Linked DNA regions of Homo sapiens: region 2 is linked to region 1. A link is a contact called in ENCODE POLR2A ChIA-PET data. All regions are on one chromosome and are shown on one strand. The core of a region is the stretch at or near the end of the contact, and the rest is flanking DNA. Distances in the headings are between cores, read along the strand shown.

The links. ChIA-PET counts read pairs that join two places held with the same protein, here RNA polymerase II (POLR2A).
Region 2: POLR2A ChIA-PET joins it to region 1 with 18 read pairs in activated T-cell. The contact joins two enhancer-like sites. POLR2A ChIA-PET finds 5 or more read pairs at or near these places in 12 of 52 experiments (A549, Caco-2, GM12878 and 8 more).

The regions. Positions count from the first base shown.
Region 1 is chr9:131,331,632-131,338,335 of GRCh38, reverse strand. All of the region lies in intron 1 of LOC105376299 (a long non-coding RNA gene), which reads right to left. Among named protein-coding and RNA genes, the nearest start is that of PLPP7, 45 kb to the right of the region's middle. Within about 2 kb of position 3,500, at least 6 of the 41 ENCODE cell types and tissues checked have a DNase peak (open chromatin) inside an H3K27ac peak, as active enhancers do.
Region 2 is chr9:131,395,636-131,402,339 of GRCh38, reverse strand. The region is part of intron 1 of PRRC2B (proline rich coiled-coil 2B); the gene reads right to left. Among named protein-coding and RNA genes, the nearest start is that of PRRC2B, 4.9 kb to the right of the region's middle. RefSeq lists enhancers at 82-1,073, 3,772-3,851, 5,469-6,230. Within about 2 kb of position 3,944, at least 23 of the 41 ENCODE cell types and tissues checked have a DNase peak (open chromatin) inside an H3K27ac peak, as active enhancers do.

The DNA.
Region 1 (6,704 bases), core at 2,251-4,750:
GCTTTCCCTCTTTCCTTCTGCATGTCTTCTCTGTGTGGCCATTTCTCCTTTCTATTTTTTATTTATTTATTTATTTTGAGACAGAGTCTTGCTCTGTTGCCCAAGCTAGAGTGCAGGGGCATGATCTTGGCTCACTGCAACCTCTGCCTCCCAGGTTCAAGTGATTCTTCTGCCTCAGCTTCCCAAGTAGCTGGGATTATAGGCATGCACCACCATGCCTGGCGAATTTTTATATTTTTAGTAGAGACGAGATTTCACCATGTTGGCCAGGCTGGTCTCGAACTCCTGACCTCAAGTGATCCACTTGCCTTGGCCTCCCAAAGTGCTGGGATTACAGGCATGAGCCAATACGCCTGCCCCCCTCCTTTTGATTTTAATTTCATATTTTTGAGATGGAGTCTTACTCTGTGGCCCAGGCTGGAGTGCAGTGGTGTGATCCTAGCTCACTGCAGCCTCAAACTTCTGGGCTGAAGTGATCCTCCTGCCTCAGCCTTCGGAGTGTCTGGGACCATGGCATGTGGTGCCACCACACCCGGCTAGTTTTATGTTGTTATTGAGACAGAGTCTTCCTATGTTGCTCAGGCTGATCTCAAACTCCTGGGCTCCTCCCACTTCAGCCTCCTAAAGTGTTGGGATTACAGGCGTGAGCCACTGCACCGGGCCACATTTCCCCTTTTTATAAGGACACCGGTCATATTGGATTAGGGTCTCACCCCCCGATGACCGCATCTTAACCCGGTTACCTCGGTAAAGACCACATGAGGTCACATTCTGAGGGACTGGAGGTTAGAACATCAGCATATTTTTTTGGGGACGCACAATTCACCCCTTAACAGCCTGTAAGCAAAGACAACTTGGTAGCAGCGAGCACAGCAAGCTCTCAGATCCTGGGGCATTTGCTGCTGGCCTTCCTCAGGTCAAAAGATCTGATGCTGCCCCTACTCCACTCACACATCCAGCTGAGGCCCAGGGGTTGCAAAAGCCTGGACTGGAGGGTGTGAGGACCTTTCACGAACGCCGCCTACCCTGAGCTAGCTGGGGGTCCCTGTGCATTACGCAGTCAGGCTGGAGCCCTGGCCCCAGCGGCAGGTGTCAGATTAGAGAAAGAGGGGCTGTAGCTAGGCCAGCTCCCTCATGTTGCAGATGAGGAAACTGAGCTCAGGGGATGTGGGCTGATCTTGGACCACAGAGGATGTTAGTGTTGGGGCCGCACTGGGATCAGGTCTTCCGAGCTCTCCCACCCCTCTCTGCCACCCGCAGCTTGGACACTCCTTGCTCTGGGAGGCCTCCATGGCCACCTGGGCCAGGGCCCTTCATTACGCATCCTACTGCACTGATCGTGACACACAGCCCCTCTCCCCTCATCTCCTCCGGCCCCCATCGCTCCGCGCTGACCCCACTGACCTCTCGCTCTTCCTTGAACTGGCACAGGCCTTCGCTGGCCTCCCAGGTCTCTGCAAAGATCTCTCCCTCACTGCTTCGGGTATTTCCTCAAAGGTGGGCTCCCTGGCCATCGCATCTCAAACACAAGCCTCCTGCTGGCTCTTCCTAGTTCCTCTCCGTAGCTCTTACCACCGGAAAGTTTTGTGATCCTGTTTACAGAGGAGGACTCTGGAGCTCAGGGAGGGTGTGGCTTGTGCAGGCCACTGAGAGGGCAGGACCAGGACCCAGACTTGACTGTCACATTGATGCCCAAACCAGGCAGTGCTGCCCTTTGAGCCTCCAAAGGGAAGGGAATGGGTCTCATTCTCTTTGTCCTCCTTCGCCGTACCATGCTGGTGCATATGTAATAAGGGCCATGAATTTAACTTGATCAGAAAGGGCACATTTTGGACTCCAACTTGGGATAGGAAAGCTCCCTGGCCACCTGAGTTGGATGCCCCTGCAATGACCACCTTTTCCCACTAGAGGGCGCTGTAGGACAGAAACTCAGCCGAGAGTGGCCCTGACAGCCGGGTCCATTGAGACCAGCCTGGACAGCCAGGGCTCCCAAGGCTCGCCCTTCAGGACAGCTGCCTCACTGGGTCCTTATAGCAAAACCAGAAATGAAGTACCATTACCATCCCCACTTTACACATTAAGAAATCGAGGACCAGCCTGGCCAACATGGTGAAACCCCGTCTCTACTAAAAATAGAGAGAAACCCCATCTCTACTTGGAAGGCTGAGGCATAAGAATCACTTGAACCTGGGAGGCGGATGTTGCAGTGAGCCAAGATCGAGCCACTATACTCCAGCCTGGGCGACAGAGTAAGACTCTGTCTCAAAAAAAAAAAAAAAAAAAAAAAGGCCAGGCACGGGTGGCTCACGCCTGTAATCCCAGCACTCTGGGAGGCCGAGGCAGGCAGATCACGAGGTCAGGAGATCGAGACCATCCTGGCTAACACAGTGAAACCCCATCTCTACTAACAAATACAAAAAATTAGCCGGGTGTGGTGGTGGATGCCTGTAGTCCCAGCTACTCGGGAGGCTGAGGCAGGAGAATGGCGTGAATCCGGGAGGCGGAGCTTGCAGTGAGCCGAAATCGTGCCACCCACTGCACTCCAGCCTGGGCGACAGAGCGAGAGTCTGTCTCAAAAAAAAAAAAAAAAAAAAAAAGAAAGGAAAGAAAAGAAAAAAGAAACCAAGGCTCAGGCCGAGCAGTGTGTGGCTCATGCCTGTAGTCCCAGCACTTTGGGAGGCTGAGGCCAGAGGATGGCTTCAGCACAGGAGTTGAGGCCAGCCTCGGCAACATGGTGAGACCCCCGTGTCTACAAAAACAAATACAAATGTTAGCTGGGTGTGGTGGCACAGGCCTATAGTCGCAGCTACTCAGGAGGCTGATGTGGGAGGATTGCTTGAGCCCAGGAGGTCAAGGCTGCAGTGAGCTATGATTGTGCCACTGTGTTCCAGCCTGGGTGACAGAATGACACCTTGTTTCAAAAAGAAAGAGAGAGAGAGAGAGAGAGGGAGGGAGGGAGGGAAGAAGGAGAAAAGAAAAGAAAAGAAAAGAAGGAAGGAAGGAAGGAACCAAGGCTTAGTGTTGATAAGGGATTTGTCCCAAGTGAGCACCTTAGAAATGGGAGAACCAGGGCTGCAACTCAGCTCCCATCCCAAACCCACACTGTTGGCTGCTCAAACCCCTTCCCTCTCCCAGGCTGCTTGGCTCTGTCTTTCCTCCTGGATCCCTTCTAGGAAGGGTCCCTTCAGCTCGGTGAGATTTGCCCAATATGCTCAGCAGTGGGTTGGGGGGCTCCCCCACATTAATTTGTTCTGGGAGACTCTGGGCTGTGGGGCTGCTAGGGGGCACCTGGAGAAGGAGTAGGGGTGGGGCTGTGTTGCCATGGGGAGGGGGATCCGGGCCGCAGGGCTGGGAGTCCTTCTGTTCCAGCCCCTGGCAGAGCCGGCCCCCTGGGAACCGGCCAGGCTTATTAATATCCTGCTGAGTCAGGGGGCGCTTGAGTTTCGGCATCACAAGACCCAGAGGCTGAGCACTGCAGGGATATTCTTAACTCCCCAGGCACCCTCTCCCTCCCACCGGCCCTGCCCACCCCTGGCTGGGGCCTTGCAGGCCTGAGTTGCCACGTGGCCTGGGGTAAAGCACTTCCCCGGACTGTGAAATGGAGACAAGAACTGTCCTGCCCCGGCTGTAATTAGACAGTGTTCCTAAACGGTTTGATGTATGCGAAGGGCTAAGAAGCAAGAGCTGTCCTGGAAAATGCTTTTTTTTTTTTTTTTTTTTTTTTTTGAGACGGAATCTCGCTCTGTTGCCCAGGCTGGAGTGCAGGGGCGTGATCTCAGCTCACTGTGACCTCTGTCTCCAGAGTGCAAGCCATTCTTCTGCCTCAGCTGGAATTACAGGCGCCCACCACCACGCCCGGCTAATTTTTGTATTTTTAGTAAAGACGGGGTTTCACTATGTTGGCCAGGCTGTTCTCAAACTCCTGTCGTCAGGTGATCCTCCTGCCTCAGCCTCCCAAGTGCTGAAATTACAGGCATGAACCACCGCACCTGGCCTAGAAAATGCTTTTTTGAGGACCTGCTACACAGGGGCCCTGGCCTGGAGGCTGGGGTCCTACAGCAAGGGGTGGCGCAGCCCCTCTCTTACAGAGCTCACTGCCTGCACCCACAGGCCCCCGCCAGCAGCCTCAGCTGAGTGGGCTCGGCCAGGGCTGGACACAAGCTGGGCCTGGGTTTGAGCTCTCCTGGCCATTTGGAATCGGGTCTGGGAGACTCTGGTCACATGGGGTGGGCTCTGTCTAACTGGAAGAGAAACTGGACTTGGGGTGAGGGATCCATGAGGGGCAGCCATGATAGCAGAGGGGGCTGGTCTGCAGAGGATGGAATGAGGCACATGCACAAAAGCCCGGGGCCCCAGGAGAGAGGCTCCCCTGCTCCCAGCTCTGCCCCTTGCACCCTCTTCCCAGCCCAGGTTCCAGGAAGCTGCCCTGTGTCCTCAGACACTGCCCTCATGGCTACTCCCAACCCACACAGCCCTGCAGAGGCAGGTGGAGGGGAGAGCACTTCTTCATCTCCGGGCCCTTGGGATTCCAGCAGTCATGGTTTTTGTGTTTTTTTGTTTTTGTTTTTGTTTTTGAGACAGGGTCTTGCTCTGTTGCCTAGTCTTGTCTTGAACTCCTGGGCTCAAGGGATCCTTCCTCGTTGGCCTCCCAAAGCACTGGGAGCCAGTGTCATGGTTTAAAAACCGTTTACAGGGCTAGGTGTGGTGGCTCACGCCTGTAATCCCGGCACTTTGGGAGGCCGAGGCGGACAGATCACGAGGTCAGGAGATTGAGATCATCCTGGTTAACACAGTGAAACCCCATCTCTACTAAAAATACAAAAAATCAGCTGGGCGTGGTGGCACATGCCTGTAATCCCAGCTAGTGTCTTTCTCTGTCACCCAAGCTGGAGTGCACTAGTTGGGAGGCTGAGGCAGGAGAATCGCTTAAACCTGGGAGGCAGAGGTTACAGTGAGCCGAGACTGCACCACTGCACTCCAGCCTGGGCGACAGAGTGAGACTCTCTCAAAAACAAAAACAAAAACAAAAACAAAACAAAAAAAACCACATTTACATGCCGGGTGTGGTGGCTTGTGCCTATAATCCCAGGACTTTGGAAGGCCGAGGTAGGTGAATCACTTGAGGTCAGGAGTTCGAGACCAGCCAGTCCAACATGGTGAAACCCTGTCTCTACTAAAAATACAAAAATAAGTTGGGCATGCTGGTGGGGGCCTGTAATCTCAGCTACTTGGGAGGCTAAGGCAGGAGAATCACTTGAACCCAGCAGGTGGAAGTTGCAGTGAGCTGAGATCACACCACCACACTCCAGCTTGGGTGACAGAGAAAGACACTATCTAAAAAAAACAAAAACAAAACATTTACTGAGGGCTTACCAGTCCCCAAGCCCATTTTGCGTGCAATATGTGTGCCATCTCCCCAAACCCTCATGAGGTGCCTTTGAGGTAGGTACTTGGTTCTCCTCTTTTTTTTTTTAGATGGAGTTTCACTCTTGTTGCCCAGGCTGGAGTTCAGTGGGCTCACTGCAACCTCCGCCTCCCGGGTTCAAGCGCTTCTCCTGCCTCAGCCTCCCAAGTAGCTGACACTACAGGAGGCTGCCACCACGCCCGGCTAATTTTTGTATTTTTAGTAGAGATGGGGTTTTACCATGTTGGCCAGGCTGGTCTCAAACTCCTGACCTCAGGTGATCCGCCCACCTCGGCCTCCCAGAGTGCTGGGATTACAGGCGTGAGTCACTGCGCCCGGCTGGCCGGTTCTCCTCATTTTACAGATGAGGAAATGGAGTCTTACACGGTAAGTCAAAGCCACTAAGTAATGGAGCTATGCCTCGAATCTGGGCCTGGCTGATATCTGAGCCCTGATTCTTAACCTTCATTCTAGACTCATTCATTCAGTGTGACATCTGTAGATTTGTCGACACAATTAATGGGTGAATAAAATAACTTCAGGCTGGGCGCACTGGCTTATGCCTGTAATCCCAGTACTTTGGGAGGCTGAGGTGGGAGGATCACTTAAGCCCAGGAGTTTGAGACCAGCCTGGGTAGGTGAGACCCCCCTGTCTCTATAAAAAATTAATAAATTAGTCAGGCATGGTGGTGCATGCCTATAGTTCCAGCTACCCTGGAGGCTGAGGCAGGAGGATCGCTTGAGCCCAGGAAGTAGAGGCTGTAGTGAGCCATGATTGTGTCACTGCACTCCTGCCTGGGTGACAGAGTGAGATCCTGTCTGAAAAACAAAACAAAACAAAACAAAACAAAACAAAAAAAACCAACTTTGTACCTAGCAAATTCCTCTTTTCATGTCCTTGACCCCAGGGGCCCTTACACTGTGAGCCCCTGGGGACAGTGACTGGGTCTCCCTCCCCTCACTCCCACCCCCATGCACACACAGGGTCCGCCCAAGGCTGTGCTCCCTGCACAATTTTTTTTTTGAGATGGAGTCTCGCTCTGTCGCCAGGCTGGAGTGCAATGGTGCGATCTCACCTCACTGCAACCTCTGCCTCCCGGGTTCAAGCAATTCTCCTGCCTCAGCCTCCCAAGTAGCTGGGACTACAGGCGTGCACCACCACACCTAGCTACTTTTTGTATTTTTAGTAGAGATGGGGTTTCACTATGTTGGCCAGGCTGGTCTTGAACTCCTGACCTCAGGTGATCCACCCACCTCAGCCTCCCAAAGTGCTGAGATTACAGGCATGAGCCACTGTGCC
Region 2 (6,704 bases), core at 2,695-5,194, 64 kb before region 1:
ATCTCACTTACATGAGGTACTTAAGAGTATTCGGTTTCACAGAAAGAAAGTAAAATGGTTGGCAGGGCAAGGTGGCTCAACATTGCCACCATGGGATTACACATGGCTGTAATTCCAGCACTCTGGGAAGCCGAGGCAGGCAAATCGCTTGAGCTCAGGAGTTCGAGACCAGCCTGGCCAACATGGCGAAACTCCGTTTCTCCTAAAAATACAAAAATTAGCCAGACCTGTAATCCCAGCTATTCAGGAGGCTGAGGCAGGAGAATCGCTTGAACCCGGGAGGTAGAGGTGCAGTGAGCCGAGATCGTGCCATTGCACTCCAGCCTGGGAGACATAACGAGACTCTGTCTCAAAAATAATAACAATAATACAAAAATTAGACCAAGCACAGTGGCTCACGCCTGTAATCCCAGCACTTTGGGAAGTCGAGGTGGGCAGATCACCTGAAGTCAGGGGTTCGAGACCAGCCTGGCCAACATGGTGAAACCCCGTCTCCACTAAAAATACAAAAATTAGCTGGGCATGGTGGCAGGCGCTTGTAATCCCAGCTACTCGGGAGGCTGAGGCAGGAGAATCTCTTAAACCCAGGAAGCAGAGGCTGCAGTGAGCCGAGATCGCGCCATTGCACTCCAGCCTGGGCAACATCAAAACTCTGTCTCAATAAAATAAAATAAAATATACAAAAACTAGGCCAGGCACGGTGGCTCATGCCGGTAATCCCAGCACTTTGGGAGGCTGAGGTAAGCAAACCACTTAAGGCCAGGAGTTCGACACCAGACTAGCCAACATGGTGAAACCCCGTCTCTACAAAAAAATACAAAAATTAGCTGGGTGTGGTGGCGTGTGCCTGTAATCCCAGCTACACAAGAGGCTGAGGTTGCAGTGAGCCAAGATCGTGCCACTGCACTCCAGCCTGGGCGACAGTGAGACCCTATCTCAAAAAAAAAAAAAAAAGGAGAAAGAATGGTAAGAATGGTGGCCGCCGCCACTGGATGGGGGAGGGGAGTTGGCATCTAATGGGAACAGAGTTTCAGTTTGGGAAGATGAGAACGTTCTGGAGATGGATGGTGGTGATGGTTGCACAACACTGTGAAAGTGCTTCACGCCACTCAACTGTACACTTAAAAATGGTAAATTTTATGTTATGTATACTTCACCACAATTTTTAAAATTCAAATAAAGAAAAAAACACCTATTTACAAGTTGTGAAAACTGCTATAAAGAGAAACTGTAGGGGGCTCCGAAGAAATCACAGGAGGCTGAGGCAGGAGAATCGCTTGAACCCGAGAGGTAGAGGTTGCAGTGAGCCAAGATCGCGCCATTGCTCTCCAGCCTAGGCAACAAGAGCAAAACTCCGTCTCAAAAAAAAAAAAAAAGAAAGAAAGAAACCACAAGAGGATGAGGCCAAAGTTAGGTGGGGGGCTCTCCAGGGCCTCCTCCCCACCAGACCAGGATCTCCCCAGGAGTCAATGGGGCATCCATGTCCCTAGAAACAAAAACTGTTTAAGACAAAAGGCTTCTCCAGGTTCAAACCAGTAAATGGAGTAAGACCTCAAGCCCCACTCATCAAAGGGCTTAACCAGGACTGAGACCCCCCAGAACCTAGTGGCTCATGAAAGAGGCTGCCTTGCTGGGTGCCGTGGCTCATGCCTGTAATCCCAGCACTTTGATAGGCGGAGGCGGAGGGATCACTTGAGTCCAGGAGTCTGAAACAGCCTGGGTGTCCAGGCACGGTGGCTCACACCTGTCATCCCAGCACTTTGGGAGGCCAAGGCAGGTGGATCACCTGAGGTCAGGATTTCGAGACCAGCCTGGCCAACATGGCAAAACCCCGTCTCTACTAAAAATACAAAAAGTAGCCAGGTGTGGTGGTGCACGCCTGTAATCCCAGCTACTCGAAGGCTGAGGCACGAGAATTGCTTGAACCCAGGAAGTGGAGGTTGCAGTGAGCCAAGATCGCACGGCTGCACTCCAGCCTGCGCAACAGAACAAGATGCCATCTCAAAAAAAAAAAGAAAGAAAAGAAAAGAAAAACAAACAGCCTGGGCAAAATGGCGAAACCCCGTCTCCACAAAAAAATACAAAACTTAGTCAGGCATGGTGGCGCATGCCTATAGGATCCCAGCTACTTGGGAGGCTAAGGCAGAAGGATCATTTGAGCCCAGGATGCAGAGGTTACGGTGAGCTGAGATCACATCACTGCACTCCAGACTGGGCGACAAAGTGAGACCCTGCCTCAAAAAAGAAAAAACTAAGAAAGAGACTGCCTTGGGCTCAAGGCTGGAGAGGGAGGTGACAAAGACTGAAGGAGACAACCGATCCTGTCCAGAAGAGAAGAACAAACCTGCAATCCTCTGACCCCAGAAATTCCACTTATGGGAGATAATCAGCCACGTGGACCAAGACTTAACATGCCGAGATGCTCCCTACAGTTTCTCTTATAGGAGGGAAAAGAGGGCAACAATAATCTAAATGTCTACGAATACAGGAGTCAATAAATTATGGCATATCCGTATAATAGCAATTATATAATTATAAAAATAACGTAGAGGAATACACTATAACATTAAAAGGGGAAAAGCAAGCTATCAACTGTGTATTCAATGTATATATACTATTGCTCTAATTTAGAAAACACAGACATTATCAGAGGAAAGAAACACACCAGCAACTTTACTGCAGTTAGCTCTGGATGGTGAGGTCACAAGTGATTTATATATTTATTTTGGCATTTATTCTTTTCAGTATTTTCCTTTTTTTTCAGATGGAGTCTCGCTCTGTGGCCCAGGCTAGAGTGCAGTGTCGTGATCTCGGCTCACTGCAAACTCCGCCTCCCGGGTTCATGCCATTCTCCTGCCTCAGCCTCCTGAGTATCTGGGACTACAGGCGCCCGCCACCACGCCCGGCTAATTTTTTGTATTTTTAGTAGACACGGGGTTTCATCGTGTTAGCCAGGATGGTCTCGATCTCCTGACCTCGTGATCCGCCCACCTCAGCCTCCCAAAATGCTGGGATTATAGGTGTGAGCCACCGTGCCCAGACTTTTTTTTTTTTTTTTTTTTTGAGACAGAATTTCACTCTGTCTCCCAGGCTGGAATGCAGTGGCACAATCTCGGCTCACTGCAACCTCCACCTCCCAGGTTTAAGTGATTCTCCAGCCTCACCCCTCCTGAGTAGCTGGGACTACAGGCACTCGCCACGGCATCCAGCTAATTTTTGTATTTTTAGCAGAGACGGGGTTTCACCATGTTGGCCAGGCTGGTCTTGAATTCCTGACCTCAGGTGATCCGCCCACCTCGGCCTGCCAAAGTGCTTGGATTACAGGCGTGAGCCACCGTGCCCGACCTACTTTTTATTCTTTTGAGACAGGGTCTCACTCTGTCGCCCAGGCTAGAGTGCAGTGGCATGATCACGGCTCACTGCAACCTCAACCTCCCAAGCTCAAGTGATCCTCCTGCTTCAGCCTCCCAAGTAGTTAGAACTACAGGCATGCGCCACTATACCCTACTAATTTTTTCTTTTAAGAGGCATTTTTTTATTTTCATCACATTGCCCAGGCTGGTCTTAACCTGGCCTCAAGCAATCCACCTGCCTTGGCCTCCCCAAGTACTGGGATTACAGGCATGAGCCACCTTGCCCTACCACAAGAAAAATGTATTTAAAGGGCCTTGTACAATGCCTGGCAAATGATAGGTGCTCAAGGAGTATCTATTGCCTGACAAGTCAATTAAAAATGCAATAAATACTGCTGCTGCAGCCCCACAGAGAAAAAGACTGATGGTTATCTTGGAAAGGAGGAAGACGGTCCAGACGGAAGCCACACAACTGGCTGCAGAGGTAAGAACGGAAGGAAGTCCTGTACAAGATGTGAAAGACCGCCAGCAACTTGAGATAGGCTTTGTTCTGCCAGCTACTCCTGCTGCACGCAATGCTTCACAAATCAGTGCTGCTGCCAGCACCTCGGAGGTGCACTTCAGCTCGGACGAAGGATGCTTCTCAGGTCACACAGAAAACCAACAAGTACAGCTGAGAACAAAGCTCAACCACAACTTCTGGCTCAAGACACTAAGACAAACCTACCTCCCAGCACAAAAGAGATTTCCCACGTGCCACCCAGAGGTATAAACAGTAATATCGCCAATGGCAAGGCCCAGGTCTGCCAGCTCCCAGGTGAGGAGGTCCAGTCTGAATGGCACCTTTTAAACCTAAAGCTAATGACAAACAATTCTATTTCACCAGAAACAAAGCTCACCATATCCCATGTCGCTCCCATCTCCAACACCACAGCCAGTGCCTGTATTTCTTTGTCCCAATGACAGACCCAAGTTTCCTGAGGCTGTACAAGTCCCAGAAATAATCTTAAAAAGAGATCAAGTTATGATCTGAAAAGAAGACAGTCTAGTTAGCCCTGCCTCCTTACATGAAATTTATTTAAAACCAAAATTACAAGATTTGGAGCACAAAGCCCATTGTCTGCTGGAAATGTTGTTTTTTGGGGAGAAATCCATTGTTTTAAAATCTAGTATAGATAGGCTCTATTTAGTACCTGTCCGCCCATGACAAGATATGTACATTTCACGGTAGGGAAGCCTCATTATTGAATTCAGAAATACATGAATTGACCCACCTGGCCTATTCTGGTTTGAAATAGAAACCAACACAGAAATGATCAATCTTAAGGGGTAGGATAATGAGACATATAACTAGCATACAGCCACAGCCATTAGCAACATGAGTCAGTACTTTGTGCAAGGCAAAAAAAAAAAAAAAAAAAAACCCTCAAAAGTACAATAAAATAATCCTTCAGGATAAAAAAAGAGAACTGAAATTCAAAAGAGGTTAGGAGTGTTGAACAGGAAAAAAAAAATTAATAACAAAAATCCCTCAGCTAAGCACAAGGCAAAGGGACCCATGCTGGAACCAGTTCTGACCTGCCATTCCTGAAATTCCACTCTCCCGAGGTTTCCTGGCTCTTCCTTCCCCAGGCTTTCTTTTTACCTATTTGGGCCCAGTGGAGGCTGGAGACGGCCACTGTACGAGATGGGACGCCCACACAGTGGGCTTAGGGCCTAAGGCAAGGGCATGCAATCAGCATTAGGGGGCCACAGATAACCAAAATTCACAGGTATGCAGAAGCTCATGGGAGAGGCAGCGACTATCTCCTGGCCTAACTAACCAGTTAACAGTATAGAGCCAGACTGGGCCCGAGTGAAGTCAGACAAAAAGGAAGGGCCAAGAGGCAGGAAGCGAGGAAAAATCAAAGGATGACAGGACCCTGCTAAAATATCTCAGTTCCACAGCTAGGAGGTCTGGAGGGGGTGCCACATTTTACCAAAAAACCAACAAGATGGTTGCGGGAATGCCAAAATGAACCAAAACAAATTCCCCAATAAAATGCAGAACCACTGCAGAGCCATTTACCAACAAGCTAACATGTTCAGCCAAGAGGTGACCTGGGTCTCAGTCCTCACTTGTGGCCAACACTGGGTTCAGTCTGTCTCCTGCTTCTTAGCAATAGTCCTTCCACACAATCTCAAACAGCAGACACCGAGATCTGGCTGAGCTCCCTAGCTGTACTAAGCCATTCTGGTGCTTCCAGGTAGATGGGTGATAGTCACCATAGCAAAACATTAGCCGGCCATAGAATTTGGGGTGGGGAAGTCACAGTTCCATCAACCAAGAGAAGAGGAAAAAATAAGCATTAAGAGAAAGAAGACCGGGCGCGGTAGCTCAGGCCTGTAATCCCAGCACTTTGGGAGGCCAAGGCAGGCAAATCACCTGAAGTCGGATGTCTGAGACTAGCCTGGCCAACATGGTGAAACCCTGTCTCTACTAAAAACACAAAAATTGGCCAGGTGTGGTGGCACATGCCTGTAATCCCAGCTACTCCAGAGGCTGAGGCACGAGAATCGCTTGAACCCAGGAGGCGGAGGTTGCAGTGAGCTGAGATCACATCACTGCACTCCAGCCTGGGCGACAGAGTGAGACTGTCTCAAAAAAAAAAAAAAAAAAAAGAAAAGAAAAGAAAAAAGAAGGAAGGGAAGGAAGGAAAAGGAAGGGAAAGGGAGGGAGGGAGAGAGGAAGAGGGCAAGGGAGGAAGGAAGGAGAAAGGAACCAGAAAAACAGATAATCAACAAACACATACATTTCATCACCTTCCTATGGAGAGAAAACAATTCACTGTGAATCTTAAGTGAGGCTCCCAAGAGCCCTAATAGATACCCAAGGCAGGCATAATTATTCCCATTTTACAGATGCAAGATCTGAGCCTCAGAGACTTGCTTTGTAAAGGTAACCCGATGAGGACCAGAATCCAGCTGCGCAGGCTCCAAGAGACACACTTGCCCAAACAAGTAGAAACTCACTCTCAGATGATTATCTGCCAATCCCCAAGGAAAGCAGTTATCCTCAGAAGGCAGGACTCCTTGGGCGTCTGTTTGTCCTGAGCATCTCGTACTGTTCTAACCCTGCCTTAAACTGACCAACTGCCACACACTCCGGGTCTACTAAGTTCTAGAGACCTCCAAATGCTACTTTTTCCCATCCCTGCCTCCCGAGAGGCTCAGCACTGTATAAGCGCCCACTAATGTTTGGGCCTTGAATTCCTTCTGTATTGTCCATGCCTTAGGCCAGCACCTGTGGCATCCATGGGCACAGTTTGGCTCTATGGGTGGCACCACAAGGGGCTCACGTCTGTCCTAGGA